Linked DNA regions of Homo sapiens: regions 2, 3, 4 and 5 are each linked to region 1. A link is a contact called in ENCODE Hi-C or POLR2A ChIA-PET data. All regions are on one chromosome and are shown on one strand. Each heading gives the region's core, a stretch centred on a gene start or an enhancer-like site at or near the end of the contact. The rest is flanking DNA. Distances are from core to core; before and after follow the strand shown. Region 1 holds the start of PJA2 (praja ring finger ubiquitin ligase 2). Region 2 holds the start of WDR36 (WD repeat domain 36). Region 3 holds the start of CAMK4 (calcium/calmodulin dependent protein kinase IV). Region 4 overlaps SLC25A46 (solute carrier family 25 member 46). Region 5 holds the start of EFNA5 (ephrin A5).

The links. A loop is a pair of places that touch in the nucleus more often than their neighbours do. ChIA-PET counts read pairs that join two places held with the same protein, here RNA polymerase II (POLR2A). Pooled maps may share reads with other maps.
Region 2: a loop to region 1 is called in a map of CD8-positive, alpha-beta T cell, with 30 times the contacts of the local background. The contact joins the promoter of WDR36 here to the promoter of PJA2 in region 1. A Hi-C loop is called at or near these places in 6 of 168 maps with a recorded cell type or tissue (CD4-positive, alpha-beta T cell, CD4-positive, alpha-beta memory T cell, CD8-positive, alpha-beta T cell and 2 more), 3 of 37 single-sample maps with no recorded cell type and 14 of 50 pooled maps.
Region 3: a map of naive thymus-derived CD4-positive, alpha-beta T cell shows a loop between it and region 1 (5-fold over the local background). The contact joins the promoter of CAMK4 here to the promoter of PJA2 in region 1. A Hi-C loop is called at or near these places in 3 of 168 maps with a recorded cell type or tissue (CD8-positive, alpha-beta T cell and naive thymus-derived CD4-positive, alpha-beta T cell), 1 of 37 single-sample maps with no recorded cell type and 14 of 50 pooled maps. POLR2A ChIA-PET finds 5 or more read pairs at or near these places in 1 of 52 experiments (GM12878).
Region 4: a map of naive thymus-derived CD4-positive, alpha-beta T cell shows a loop between it and region 1 (6-fold over the local background). The contact joins the enhancer-like site here to the promoter of PJA2 in region 1. A Hi-C loop is called at or near these places in 1 of 168 maps with a recorded cell type or tissue (naive thymus-derived CD4-positive, alpha-beta T cell), 5 of 37 single-sample maps with no recorded cell type and 12 of 50 pooled maps.
Region 5: a loop to region 1 is called in a map of PC-3, with 12 times the contacts of the local background. The contact joins the promoter of EFNA5 here to the promoter of PJA2 in region 1. A Hi-C loop is called at or near these places in 1 of 168 maps with a recorded cell type or tissue (PC-3), 1 of 37 single-sample maps with no recorded cell type and 5 of 50 pooled maps. POLR2A ChIA-PET finds 5 or more read pairs at or near these places in 1 of 52 experiments (PC-3).

Annotation. Positions count from the first base shown.
Region 1 is chr5:109,408,508-109,411,299 of GRCh38, forward strand. It overlaps PJA2 (praja ring finger ubiquitin ligase 2), which reads right to left and starts at 1,467. Exons shown (of 10, transcript NM_014819.5): 1 at 1,335-1,467. RefSeq lists enhancers at 552-651, 692-811, 1,922-2,101 and a silencer at 1,332-1,411.
Region 2 is chr5:111,090,979-111,093,678 of GRCh38, forward strand. It overlaps WDR36 (WD repeat domain 36), which reads left to right and starts at 1,370. Exons shown (of 23, transcript NM_139281.3): 1 at 1,370-1,640. The coding sequence starts at 1,479. RefSeq lists an enhancer at 1,220-1,659.
Region 3 is chr5:111,223,045-111,225,744 of GRCh38, forward strand. It overlaps CAMK4 (calcium/calmodulin dependent protein kinase IV), which reads left to right and starts at 1,340. Exons shown (of 11, transcript NM_001744.6): 1 at 1,340-1,600. The coding sequence starts at 1,440. RefSeq lists enhancers at 469-568, 1,529-1,578 and a silencer at 929-1,418.
Region 4 is chr5:110,751,053-110,753,832 of GRCh38, forward strand. The region is part of intron 5 of SLC25A46 (solute carrier family 25 member 46); the gene reads left to right. Among named protein-coding and RNA genes, the nearest start is that of SLC25A46, 13 kb to the left of the region's middle. RefSeq lists an enhancer at 1,503-1,762. Within about 2 kb of position 1,364, at least 3 of the 41 ENCODE cell types and tissues checked have a DNase peak (open chromatin) inside an H3K27ac peak, as active enhancers do.
Region 5 is chr5:107,669,451-107,672,204 of GRCh38, forward strand. EFNA5 (ephrin A5) reads right to left here and starts at 1,487. Exons shown (of 5, transcript NM_001962.3): 1 at 1,039-1,487. The coding sequence starts at 1,163. RefSeq lists enhancers at 640-719, 1,120-1,249, 1,960-2,099 and silencers at 880-949, 1,520-1,569.

The sequences.
Region 1 (2,792 bases), core at 217-2,716:
ACATGTTTGGTATATGGTATAGCCTCCCTCAAAAAAAAAAACTTTACGTGTACTTGTATGTGTCTAGAAGTGCATTTGCAAGATTTTGAAAAATGAACACTAAACTGTCAACTTTACACTGGAGTGGGACTGGGGGATGAAAAGAAATATTTAAATTTTACCTAACAGTCCGTTATTTATATTGTTGAAGTGTACATCAAACTTGCATGTCTGCAATGAATTTTTAAAATTAAGTGGTCATCTCATATAAAAATGACATGAACCCCAAAAGACAATTACAACACTGAAAAATACAGTTTAAACGTTTATTACTGTTATCCTCAGGTTTATTCACATACACTTCAAATGATCCGTAGCCTTCAGCAAAGGTGACTGCCATTTTAAAGAAATGTGACCAAATATTTCATGATAAAACAGAATACATTAAGCCTGCAATGAAAATTTTAAACTTCACAGAACCAGCAGACTCAAAAGAAGCGCCTATGCGGATGTAAATTTTTTTTTTTTTAATGTCCGGAGAAGGAACTCTCAGATTACTCTCCTCCCTGCAAAACGACTATTTACCACCTCCCCTTTGCTTCAACTTGGTCTGAGCGTCTTTAACCTCACCATTTTGAATGTGCGCAAAATGATTACCAGTCATCTGAGGGAGGCCAAATTAAAGGTGCATCTGCAAGAGGAGCTCTGGCCTGACATCGCTAACTGAGAGCAGCCCTGGCGGAAAGGTGCTGATCCCGGGAGTAGAGCGACTGCTGCGGCTCGAGCGGGGTGTCTGCGTGCCGAGCCTCACTGACAATCGGGGAAAATGCAGACGCCCAGCAAAACGACGGCAACAGAAGGCTCCTCGGGGGAGGGGTGCTGCAGGCCTGTGGCGTAAGATGGTTCCGCTCTACGCGGGGTGACGGGAAACCGCAGAAGGTGGGTGTGAGGTGTTGGTTGGGGGGCAAACTCTTGTACAGTGGCGAGTGTAGGGGAAAGCCAGCGGGCTCCTTGGCCAAGTCACCAAGGACAGCAGAAGAGGCAGCAGTAAAGAGCGGCAGCGAAGACCCCGATACCAACCAATGTCATCTGTCGGGGGGCGGCGGGCGCGACCGTCCCGGATAGGAGCGCGGCCCGGGTCCGGGCTGGACAGGGCCCAGGAGGCGAAGAAGGCCTCCCACAGCCATCAACCCCACCCACCATGGCCGGCGCAGCAGGCCAGGGACAAGCCCCGCTCCTTCCGAAGCTAGAGACAGAGAAACTGAGGAGCTGAACGCAGCAATTTCCTCGCCCCGACCCCCACACTCCCGACAGCGGAACAAGCCAGACTGAAAAAAAAAAAAAAAAACCCTCACCGAAATGTGCAGCGGCTCCGGAGCGAGAACAGCGCTCGAACCTCCACCCGCCACCACCGCCTTCTTCTCCGCCTCCAACTCCTCCCCCGCCGAACGCGAAGCGGCTGGCGGCTGTGGCGGCGGCGGCGGCGGTGGCGGCGGCGGAAGCAGAGGCGGTGGCGGTGAGTCCCGCCCCTTGCGCCGCGGTGGAGGCGAAGGAGGAGAGTACGCAAGCCCCTCCCCCATAGCAGAGATGACCAGTCAGCTTACAGGGTCTCTGCTGGGGGACAATGCATACGCCCAATCAGAACCTGAGGAGTGGGCTCACGTCAATGGTTGGGACGTGGCAGAAAAAGGGAAAAATACTTGGACCTTCTCTACAGCCTGCTCCCCCATCTCCCTCAGGGGGAGTTCACCAATTGGCTGAAGAGCGGAAAGACGAAGCCGACTCAGTCCCCCGCCCCAGCCGAGCCCACCTCCTTTCCCTGCAGTACTGCGACGTTTGGGGAGGGGGCGGAGCACCGTGTAGGAGCTAAAACTGCGCGGCCTTTTGTGGTTTGGGCTGAGAGAAAAGGGCGGGGTCTCGGAAAGGGAAGGGGGTGTGGAGAACTAACAGAAAGACTGGCGCAGTTAGGCTTTTTCGGAAATTCCAACAGCAACAACCAAAATGGAGGCATTAAAATCGATCCTGATTCGACTGGAAACCTGATTAACAAGGTTAAGGTCTCCTGGCATAAAGTTCAGTTACAATGCAGATATCGGTGAGACAAAAAAAAAAAATGACACGAAGAAAGGCTTGTTTACCCACCCTGACCCTGGGCACTATATGGCGCTTTCCACCCTCCCTCTCCGCGCTGACCCTTGCCCCTCGCTTCTTATTCTGCTGGGGCGGGGTTCAGAGGAGGCCTGCCTTTCCTCTGTATAGCCTTGGGCTGACCACAGCCTCCCAGCTTGCATCTTGAGGCTGTTTGTCAAGCCGGGAAGTAACAGCTCCCATCACATGCAACCAAAATAAATACAACAGCTGCAGTCCCCGGACACCTTGCTTAATTTAAACCTGGGTAACAGTTTAGTTAATTATGTCAGTGATACAAAACTGTTTCTTCGTTCCGCACATATTCCCTTTATTCATCTTGAAACGTGTCCGCTTATCTGATTACAGTCCCTCTGTCTTCTCTTATTCCCCACCCCCGACCCGTCGCCTGATGCCCAGGATATATTCATCGCCACCCCTCCCCCGCGAATTAAGAGCCCCACTTCTTGTGCTGTCCCCTTAACAACAGCGAACTCTCTTGCCAGTGAACTGAGACTAATTTTTTTTTGCTGTTGATGGAAATAAATTACCCAAAATTTACTGTAGAAATTTAGGTTTATGAGAATTTGCCAGACATTTTGTGAAATCCAATCTGAATCCCAGCCCACTCCTGTAGTACGTTTCTTACCAAAAAACCATTCCTTGCTTGATATTACTCTGCCTTC
Region 2 (2,700 bases), core at 120-2,619, 1.7 Mb after region 1:
AAAACATGGCTGAAAATGTGCACTGCTATTGAGAAATCCGGGGTACAAATGAAAATACAAGTAAGTACAACATGTCAAGGACTAAATAACAAGCTCTCATTCTGTTAGCATCTGCCCCTTAATGATCTTAACATCCAAAGTGTTTGAGGCTTTGTGCCAAGAACTATAAAATAAATCAAGATTTTTTTTGTTCAAGAATGTATGAGTCAGGTATTCAAATTAGCTAACAAGTGACTTTTGTTTCATAATAATTACATTTTAGAACTGGAAGGAACCCGAGAGAGTACACTGATCTGTGTAGAGACAGACCCTCTTTATCTCTTTCAAGTACATTTACATTAGTAAATATACCCTTTTTATCCCTCTCAAGTACTAGTATAGTTACGTTAGTCACTCGACCCAAACCTTAATAGGCTGCCAAAACGTTTTCATAAACGAAATGAAATGGAAATAAAACAGTAAGAGAAGAGGTTATTCCATATGTTGAACTTTGGTCCTGGGCTCTAAGCTCACCACTGTTTTAGTTAATGTTCACATGCTCAGAGATTGTTCCCCAAACCTACATCTTGGTAAGGCAGCTGGCTCCTGAGGAGTGAGGCGTCTTGACACCCACTTCACTGGAATCAGTCTCCTTCAGCATCCTAAGGCACTCAGCTCTAATGAACTGCCCGGACTCCCGTTTGCATTATGATAAGCTCCTCTTTAGAACCTCTACTGTCTGCTTTTGACAGCCGACCTCAAGGAATACTGACTTAATCCAGGAATCCCAATAACATTTAATATTTATCTTCCTTTTCTGGGAGGAATCTACACTTATCCAAGTTGCCCAAGTGAGCAGTTCCCTCCCCACAAGTAATTAGTTCTACTCCCCAGAGGGTCTGTGAGTGAATCCCTCTGTCAGTTTTGAAATGTCCCATTATAGTTTTCATCTGTAAATATGTCAATATGTATCCAAAAGATGAGGATCTTTAAAAACGTAATCATAATGCTACTATCATATGTAAAAATGAAACATAATTCCTTAATATCATCAGATATCCAGTGTTTAAATTTTTCCAGTCTCATGTTTTTGTACATTTTTAAATAATCACATGTTTAAATCGTTTCCATCTCCAAGGCGTCGACCTCCCCTCCATTCTCCTGGGCGTCGCGCTTCCCTCTTTGTTTCCCGCCCTTGCGGTTCTGTCGGAACCTAACGAGCTTCCTTCCACCGCAAAAGAGCTGGAGAACAATGCTAGGCAACGTGCTGGAGACCTTGGCCCTCGGAACCCAAGTCACGCCTCCCATGTGAGCTCTGGAGGGAGAACTTTATGTGTTGCACTGAGGGCAGTCTCCGGAAACGCGATTCGCAGCGGGCGCCGGAAGCGGTGTTGTGTCTGCAGCTCTGGCAGAGGACTGTTCCACTAGACACGCTGAAGGGACTGGGTACGTGTTTTCCTTCAGGACCAGAGCTGAGAGGAGCTGGGATCGCGGCGGCAATGGAACGGGCCTCAGAAAGGCGCACGGCCAGCGCGCTTTTTGCGGGGTTCCGGGCCTTGGGACTTTTCAGCAACGACATTCCACACGTGGTGCGGTTCAGCGCGCTCAAGCGCCGGTTCTATGTAACAACCTGCGTGGGCAAGAGTTTCCACACCTATGACGTGAGTGACTTCTTTTGTTAGCTTCCCAGGAAAACCACCCTCCTTGGCCTCTAACTCTGTCCTGGAGCAGTCCGGTTCTCCCTTCCCATTTACCACGGGCTTCCCTTCTTTAACCCCTCCCTGTCCTATTAATATTTCGCCATCCGGTCACGTCCACGTGCTGATTTGGCACTTGCAGTCCTCCTGGGGCGTGTTTCAGAGGCAGCCTGGCCAAGGGGAAACTGCTAGAGAACATCTCAGTTGTATGGCAGTAATATTTGTTCAGTGAATATTTATTGACCTTCCCTTGAAGGTGGAAACATAATTAAGACAAACCTCTACCTCTTGCATTCTTAATGAGAGAGAAAAACATGCACGCTATTACGTTATTGGTGACACGAGCTGAGTTAGAAATTCACTCTAGGTAGAATACATTGGGAGAACCGGAGATGGTGAGATTAATTACCGTTAGGGAAAATATCTAATAGCAATCAGTTATTTTCAACTAACGCAAAGTGTCTGGCACTGTCACTCTAAGCCTTGCAGCCGTTTCTTTGCAACATAGGTGTCATTATACCGTAGCACCTTTATATAATCTATTAAAGTAAATTTCAGATAAATCACTTGTTAGTGATGATTTTTTCTCCTATAACAGTTCATCGATCATTGTAATAGTGTCTCTTGTTTACTTGTTTCTTTTGTCTTCTCCGAAAGAATGTAACCTCTGTGAGAACAGAAACCTTGATGAGGAGGATGATAATAGTCAGTGTTAATTAAGTACTTTCTTTTCTGGAAAACAGGTAGAGTTGTCTCTCTTGGAGGATTGTGAATATCAAATGGCTTATTAGCAAAAAGAGCTGGGAGGTAGGAACTAGTTGAGTTAGTGGAAAAGGAAAGTGAGGGCAGAGCTGAGGTGAAGAGCAATTGGGTTTCTCAGAGTCTGAGCTGGTAATGGAGACAGGGTGGGTTAGAACCATATTAATCATGTGAAAGTATTTAGTGTTACCATTCTCTGCACTTGTTCCTTGCTTGCTAACTTTTGCTTTTGCTGGTTAATGTTTTCTTCCTTGAAATGTAATTT
Region 3 (2,700 bases), core at 90-2,589, 1.8 Mb after region 1:
TTTGGTTGTTTGTTCACCAGTATAGCAGGCAGGCTTTTAAGAATAATAAATCCATAAATTAGATTAAAATATTGGACCATATTAATGGTTGGTGCTATCAGGAATGGAGACTTACTAGGAAGAGTTTAGCGCATGTTGGAGGAAACTCAGGAAAAAAAAAAGGCCAAAAGTAACACCTGTGAAGTAAGGTGAAAGCGCCTGGAGCTATTTAGCCAGAAATGAGTTGTGGTATAATAACTGTCATAGATATGTATCAGAACATGACTAATTGTTGTTCGTCTTTGCTGAAATCTGAAAAGAAAAAAGTTCAAGGGTAGTTTAAGTGATGTATGTTTAATACTGAGAAGAAGAGCCATGACAGCTGATGGACAGGACATAAGAATGCTTATCATGGGATACATCTCTTGGGAAGAGAAAAAGGGCTTTTACATGTAGCAGTCTTCCCTGTCATGAATGAGGACAGGTCCTGCCTTAAGGCAGAGGGTTTACTAGTTGGCTTCCACAAGGCCCTTCTAGAACTGTAATTCTGAGCCACTTCAGATGCTGAGATTGAACTCGACACAGCCAAGTATCTCCTCTTTTAGGAGCTCCAGCAGTGCCGAGGAGGCAGTGCCACCAGCAGCGACGACAGCATTTATTCCAACTGAAGACTTCACTCAAAGGTGAGTCAGGTCAGTGTGGACCTGGGCGCTTCCTTTTCCTCCAGCTCTCACTGGGTCCAGGCACAGGAGCCCTGAGGGATCGGCGACCACAGTACTCCCTCCCCGGCCACCAATATAAGCTTTGACAGAGGATGGCTGGTTAGCTGGTGTTAGGTGGGAGGGACTCGCCACGGAGACGCGCTCAAGGAGGGATGAGTTGCGCCACCACCACCTAGGTCCCTCTCTCGCTATCCGGCGGGGCCGCCCGGACCCAGGTGCTGCCAGGGTACGCCTGGCGCCCGCCATCCCAGAGCAGCGTCCCGCTGCGCACGGTCTCCCTCCAGCTCCGGTCCCCGCGGGAGGGCGCGTGGGATGATGCGCGGGTCCTTGTGCCTTCCCCAAGCTCCAGCATCCGGAGCCGCCCTAGCCGGCACCGCGGCAGCCACAGCCTGGGAGAGAGAAAGGAAAGAGGGAGGGCGGCGGGAAAGGCTCGGCGCGGGAGGAGGGCGGGTGAGGAGGGAAGGAGCGAGGGGGAGGGAGCCTCTCTCCTCAGCGGTGCAGCTAGTCTCCCTCCAGCGGGCGGCGACTCCGGGTTCCCCCTCGCGCCCTCTCGCAGAGGCTCGCCCCCTTCCCCGCCCACCGTCCCTGCGAGCGCGGGCGGCGGCGGTGGGCGTGTGCGCGCGTGAAGGACGCCGCCTCTCTCTCGCTCCTGCGTTCGCAGGCGGCGGCTGGCGGCCGGCTTCTCGCTCGGGCAGCGGCGGCGGCGGCGGCGGCGGCTTCCGGAGTCCCGCTGCGAAGATGCTCAAAGTCACGGTGCCCTCCTGCTCCGCCTCGTCCTGCTCTTCGGTCACCGCCAGTGCGGCCCCGGGGACCGCGAGCCTCGTCCCGGATTACTGGATCGACGGCTCCAACAGGGATGCGCTGAGCGATTTCTTCGAGGTGGAGTCGGAGCTGGGACGGTAAGGCGCGGGCTCCGGCTGGGGAAGCCCGCGGCGTGCACTGGGGGTTGTCCCTCTCGCAGCGACGGCTCGGAGGGTGCGGGAGCCTGCCTTCGTGCCCTTCGATTTCTCCCTACCTAGTTAGTGTCTTGAGAGAGAGCTAACCTTCATTCAGGTGCGGCTCGAGTCCTTCCCACCCCACCAGAGCGCCTAGGCCGGTGCAGCTGTAGGATCAGCCCGACTCCCTCCCACCTTCCCTCCTTCTCGCAGGCTGCCACTTCCCTTGGGTGACAGCTCCCACCGCACGTGGGCCCTGCTTTCCCAATTGATATCTTTGCTCACGATTATAGCTTGCCAGAGGGTCCTGTTTGTCTAGTTATTGTTTAGGGTGGGGGCCGGAGGGTGCCCCTCCAAATCAAGACAGAATTATTAAGTTAGATTCCTCCTCCTTCCCCTCGTCAAGCTCTCCAAAGCAAGTGACACGAGAAATTAAACTTAAATACTAGCTTCCCTGCAGAGTCTGCTCAGGAGTGAAGGGAGAAATGAATCATTTAAGAGAGTTGAAGGCAGAATAATGAACTAGTGTGGCTTTAAAGAGAAAGCAGCATATGGGATCCAGGCAGTGGTAATTAGTGAGAATGCTGCTGCTTCCCTTCTTTCATGGGCTGGAGTGATTTATTTAAATTATATATGCAACAGACCATCTCCCTAGGATTGCAGATATGTCCCCTATCCCTCCTCTGAAGATCCAAACAGGTAGCAGTTTGGCCTTCTGCATGATTCCATATGCTTTCGTATTTGTATCCATTGAAAATTATAGTTTTCTTTCCCTTACTTCCTTTTTTTTTGTCTTTTCTCTCTGTTATCCATAGGTAAGGAGATTTATTTTCAACACTTATTTTAGATCCAGGCTCTTTAGTATAGGGAATCTGAAGATGTAATTTCAACGGTTGACAAGTTGCAGCTTCTGTACTTACTACTCCTTTGCAATTTCATTTTTCATTCTCTTTTTGCTGGAAATAGTATTGCTAACAGCCTTTTTATTTTTTCAAGTCATTGGAGGATCCAGAGCAGGATTCTGGATGTTGGTATTTAGTGGGAAGATGTAATGATCACTGCCC
Region 4 (2,780 bases), core at 114-2,613, 1.3 Mb after region 1:
ATAGTAACCTCTATTGCATTGTTCTACTTGGATAATTTTGGTGATAAGGCCCACTCATTAATTCATTCATTTACTTGGCTAACATTTCCTGAGTACTTACTATGTGCCAGGTTCTGTGCTAAAAACCGGGTTTACAGTGAGGAAAATAAACAAAAGGTAACTGTTGCCAGGAAGCTCAGAATCTAATAAAAGTACATTCACTAAGAACAATAATTCCATTAATGAATAATTGCAAATTGAAATTTGTTTTCTGAAGCAAAAGAATATAGTTCCATGAAAGTATTAAAGGGCTAGAAACAGTGTCCCTAGTAACATGACACTTAAGGTAGATCAGAGTGGTAATTAGGAGGTACATACCAGTTTGTACAAAAATGCTGTTGCAGTGGGGAGCCTAGAGAATTCAGGTGTAACTGAGAGAAGCCTCACATGGCTGGAGCTCTGGCCAAGGGTAAGGGTACAGAGCAGGTGGGAGCCAGAACATGTGTGGCCCTGTAGGCCATTTTAAGAATATTGAAGAGGTTCAGTAAGGTCAGTGACATCAGATTTGTTTTCAAAGGGTCATTGTAACTGTAGATGAAAAGGTTGTATGAGGACCAAAGTGAATAAAAGGAGACATCTTAGTATTCTATTACAATAATAAAGGTAAGAAAAGATAGTGGCTAAGATCAGGGTGGTATCTTTTGAGATAGAGGTAAGTGGACAGTTTTGAAATATACTTAGGTCAAACTGAGGGAATTTGGTGATGCTTTAGGAATGGTAGATCAAAGAGAAGGCAGTATGAAGAATGACTTCTTGTATTTGGGCTTGTGTAACTAGTTGTCAAATGAAGCTGTTTTTTTGAAGTATAGTGTGAATATCTTTTAAAAAATTATTTATTCTTCTTTGGGCAGATTTGACCTTTCCTATTAATGGGAAGAAGGCAGAGTTTGTTTCTGTATCCTATTAATGGGAAGAAGGAGCAAACAAGGTCACAAAACATTAACAGCAGTTCACAGAAGCTACTACATGAGGAGGATGAGCTCTGAGGTCTCCTAGCCTGGGGTTTTTTAATTGCGTAACATTTACTAGGTAGAACAGGGGAGATAGTACAGATTTGCCAATATTTAGGGGTTTTTAAATACAGTTTATGATCAAATCAAAGAGAAAAACAGCAGATCTCTAGTGTTCATTAAGTCAGCAAATTTATAATTTCTCAGTAGTATTACTTTTTAACAAATTATATATTAGCCAGGATCGTCATGTGTGATCTCTTTAGCAGTAGATACTGCTAAACCCTTCCCTGTTCTCTCTCCCAGTTGCAGTGAGTTAAACCATGTGTCGTTCTACCCCCACAGTACCCTTTACTTAATTTACATGTGGCTTTTTTCAGACTGTTAACGCGAGGTAGGAGTTCCTGTAACCAAGGCTACCTGTGTGGTTCAGTCTCTCACAAAACCCATTTGGTTCAACTCCAACTTAGTTTTGACTCATCACACATCTGTGGTTATACCACTGTAAACATCTTGTAGTTTTCCTCCAACGGTTCCCTCCGAATTTGCTTATTTTAAACACACGTTATTTTAAACACAATGAAATCTTCCTCAAATTCAATAGATTTCCTTTCTGATTAATAGTTCCTGAGTAGGGAACACTGAAAGAGTTTAAGTAGAAAAGAAAGATTTTAAGTTGGACTTTAGTACAAGTGCATTTTCAGATCTTTTATCATATCCAGATGGAGTTGTCTGTAGGCACATGATATGGGGCTGGCATATAAAGAATTCTTAACTGAAGGTAAATTAATTTGGGAGATTTTGAAGCTCTAACCCTAGATATGAGCGTCGCTAGGGAAGAAGGATACACTATGGTAGAAGAATAGAGTCTGAACCTTAGGAACTCCAACCAAGGGGTGGCTGGGTTAAGAAAGGTGGTCTTGAAAAGGAGTCAGGAGAGACCAGAAGGCAGGATAAAAACCAACAGAATGGGCTAGTGGAGCACAGGGGCAAAGAGTGCTTCAAGGAGAGAAGAGGCTCTGATGGCTGCTGAAATGTCAAATAAGGTAGAGACTTAAAAATGTCCATCAGATTTAATGACATGCAGATTATTGGAGACTTTGGTAAGAGCTGTTTTTGTTCAAAACCAATTTGAAGTGGGTTCAGAGGTGAGTGGGAAAGTACAGACGTGGAAACAGAAAGTTTAGATGGTTGGCTCTGACTAGGATTGATGAAGAGAGGTAACTGGAAGATGAGGGGTTTAGAGTAGGTTGGGGTAAGTTTTTTTTTTTTTTTTTTAATTAGGATAGCTATTTGACCATTTGAAAATTAAAGACTGCTGAGACAGAGTTATTTTAGAATTTTATTGCCTTTTTTGTGTTGATTATGCATAGGAGTATGTGTTTTGATTTGTTAAATGAAAAACTAGACTGTTTTGAGAAAAGCAAGGTACTCGAATAAATTTTATTAATTTTTTCGTTCATTAGGGAGGGCATTTTTTGCTTGGAAATAGATAATTTAGATATATTTACATGTTTGGTATTTGATAATGAATTATAAAAAGGTTTAGTGACTGAAGCTTTTAAGTATGCTTATTTAAATTTCTAGAGCTGTAACAGTAAATTTTACCCATTTTATAAAGTAGTAGAGAACAGATACAAAGAAGAGTCCCAAAAGCATTTTTTTAAATACTTGGTTTTAAGTCTCCTTTTATCTTAATGATCTTAAGAATTGGCAGTAGTCATCAAAGGGGAGGTAACTCAGAATTGACATTGTATTTAAAGGGGAGGCTACCCAGTCCTAAGTGTTTAC
Region 5 (2,754 bases), core at 237-2,736, 1.7 Mb before region 1:
GACTTCTGTGCACAGGCCGGGAAGCAATAAAGGTTCGGAACTGCTCCAGACCCGGAGGACCCCGCCGGGCACTCTGGATAACCTCCCCACTCCACTTCCAGGGTCCGAAAACACGGGACGTCTGCGACTGGCCGGTGTCCAGCACGCGCACTAGGACCGCCCCCGGCGCCCACCTCTAGTCTCCCGCATACCCGGCGGGCTTCGGGACGCCTACAAATCGGTTCCAGGTAATCGCGCGCGTTCCTCCGGCAGCACATCGCCAGGCCGCGGGCGAAGGGCTCCCACCTCCTGGCTCGGCCAACTCTGGCAGCTTGTTCTGCACACATGACGTAACCCGGCATTAGATCAAACTTTCTGGCACCTTGAACCCACTGGGGTGGGTGGAGGGATGGAGAAGATGGGAGAATCCTCTCCACTGCCAGGCGCGCCGGGCCCAGACTGACTCAGGGGCCGAATGATTTCCTCGCAGTTGAAGAGGAAAATAAAAACCTAAAGCTTCCGCTTCCCAGCCCCCCTCACTTCCCCCAGCCCGTGCGCTCTCTCTGCGCGCACCGGGAAAAGAGAAGGGAAAATTAAAATTAAAAAAAAAAAAAAAAAAAAAAAAACTTTGGGGGATGTTTGGCGGGTTCTCTCCGCAGTCCCTGCGGACCCACGCTCCAGGAAGGAGCTCCCGGCTGCGCACACTGGGGGCTCCCCGCGCCGGGAACCGGATGCCAGCCAGATGCCGGGGCTGGGAAGCAGAGAAGTCCCTACTCCCCGGCTCCCGCCCTTTTCCGAGTCTCCCGGCGCCCCGCAGAAGCAGTTGGTCTAGGCAGCCCCGGGGACTCCCAGGGGTACCTGGCCTTTCCGCGGCGGCTTAACAAAGAGGGGCGCGACGCGAGCGCTTCCCGCCGACGCCTCAAGCCATCAGCGCCCGGGCGACGCAGGCTCCGAGGGTGCGCGCCGCCAGCGGTTGGTGCGCGCCGATCCCCGCCGCCGCTCCTTCCGCAGGGCCCCGAGGCCCGGGTAGCCCTGGCTCTCCGCCTGTTATCGGCTTACCTGGGGTTGCTGCTGTTCCAGTAGACAGCGTAGCGGTCGGCGACGGCCTTGGAGCCCGGGTCCTGGCTGAACACACACATCCAGAGCACCAGAAACACCAGCGTCAACATCTCCACGTGCAACATCACGCCTGGCCAGCGGCGGAGCCCCCGACGCGCCACTCCGGGGAGAGAGCGGGGATCCGGAGGGAGGGAGGCAGGCAAAGGGACAGAGAGAGAGCGGGCGCCAAATAAATATGAATAAATAAAAATGAAAGTGGGCGAGAAAGGAAAGAGGCGCCCACCAAGCTGGGGAGGGGTAGGAGAGCGAGAAGAAAAGAAGGCGGTGGGATGGGGGGTGATAAAGACAAACTCGCACCCCCACTGGAGGGTTCAGGAGGAAAAAGGAATCACAAGATGGAGAGAAGCGTGCGTGTGTGTGGTGGCGGCGGCGAGGGCGGGGGAAGAGGTGCCAAGCTGTGTCTCGGGCGGCGGCGGCAGGCCGGTCACCCCGGGAGAGGGAGGTGCGCGCCGGGCCGGGCGGCTGCAGCGCGGGTCGGGGCAGGCGGCGGCGCGCGCTGCACAGTCACCGGGAGTTGCGCGCCGCAGCCGCGGGGAGACATACACCGGCCCGCCGGGCCCGGCTCAGCGTCGGCGCAGCAGGCTACGCACGGCTCCGCCACCGCCCGGGGCCCTCGCACTGCGCCACGCTTCGCTCCAAGTTACTTTGGCGGCCGGTGGGAAACTGCAGGAGAAGGGCGACGTGCTGATAGAGGGCTTCGCGCTTGTGGTCCCGGGAGTCTGAGAACCCCTTTCCTCAGCCTCCTCTGTGCCTTAGCGGGGCGACCCCCAGAAATCTCAGAGGAGTCGTAAGTGCTGCGGTACCGGGCGGTGCGCCGAGAAGGGTGGGGATCCGGAGCCGCAACCCAGCCTTGTCGGTGTCCTGGAACTGGTTAAGCGGCAGCTGCGCCGGCTTTCGAAGCGGTCTTGCCTCGAAAACCTCAAAGAAAAGTTTGGCTCTTCGCGTCTTCCGGCAGGTCCCCCAGCAGAGTCGGAACGCGGCGGTAGCGGAAGAGGGCACCCCGGGGGCTGGCCGAGCCTCGGGGATTTCTCGCGCGTGCTTTCCTTGGCTGGGTGTGGGTGCACCACAGTGAATGAAGAGCAGAGGTTAAGACCAGCCGGCCTGGCAGAGCTGGGATTCCTAAACCTGCAAGACGACGCCAACCCAACTGTTCGGCTGGAGAGCGGGAGGGGAAACAATCACTTTCAAATGGATCCCTCCAACTCCTGGATGGGCCGATGTCAGTCTCCGATCGCCTTCCGAGAGGGAGACTGAGCCCCCACACGCGGTGCCAAGAGCCCGGGGTGAGCTCTCAGAAGTGTCCCTGCGACTCCAGCGGGTCCAAGCCTAGCAACTTGTAGAGATGCATCAATCAGTTTGAAATGGGAAAAGAGGAAAAAAAAAAAGCGCACGAGCGAGTGGCACCTCCCCGATGACTACATCAGAAAACCTTCCCGATCCTCCCGCAGCTGCTCCTCTTTCCCTCCTTAGGCACAGCAGCAACAGAGGTGAAAACCACAAACCGAATCCTAAAACCCCTACCCAGGCGGGAAAATAAATAAACTTGAGTGCAGCAGCAGCAGCACGAGCAGCCCAGGAGGAATTGAAACGACTGGCAAGAAGTGGAAAGGGTTTTGTAAAAGTCAGTTTTGCAAAAGAGGGGGAAAAAAAGAGAGC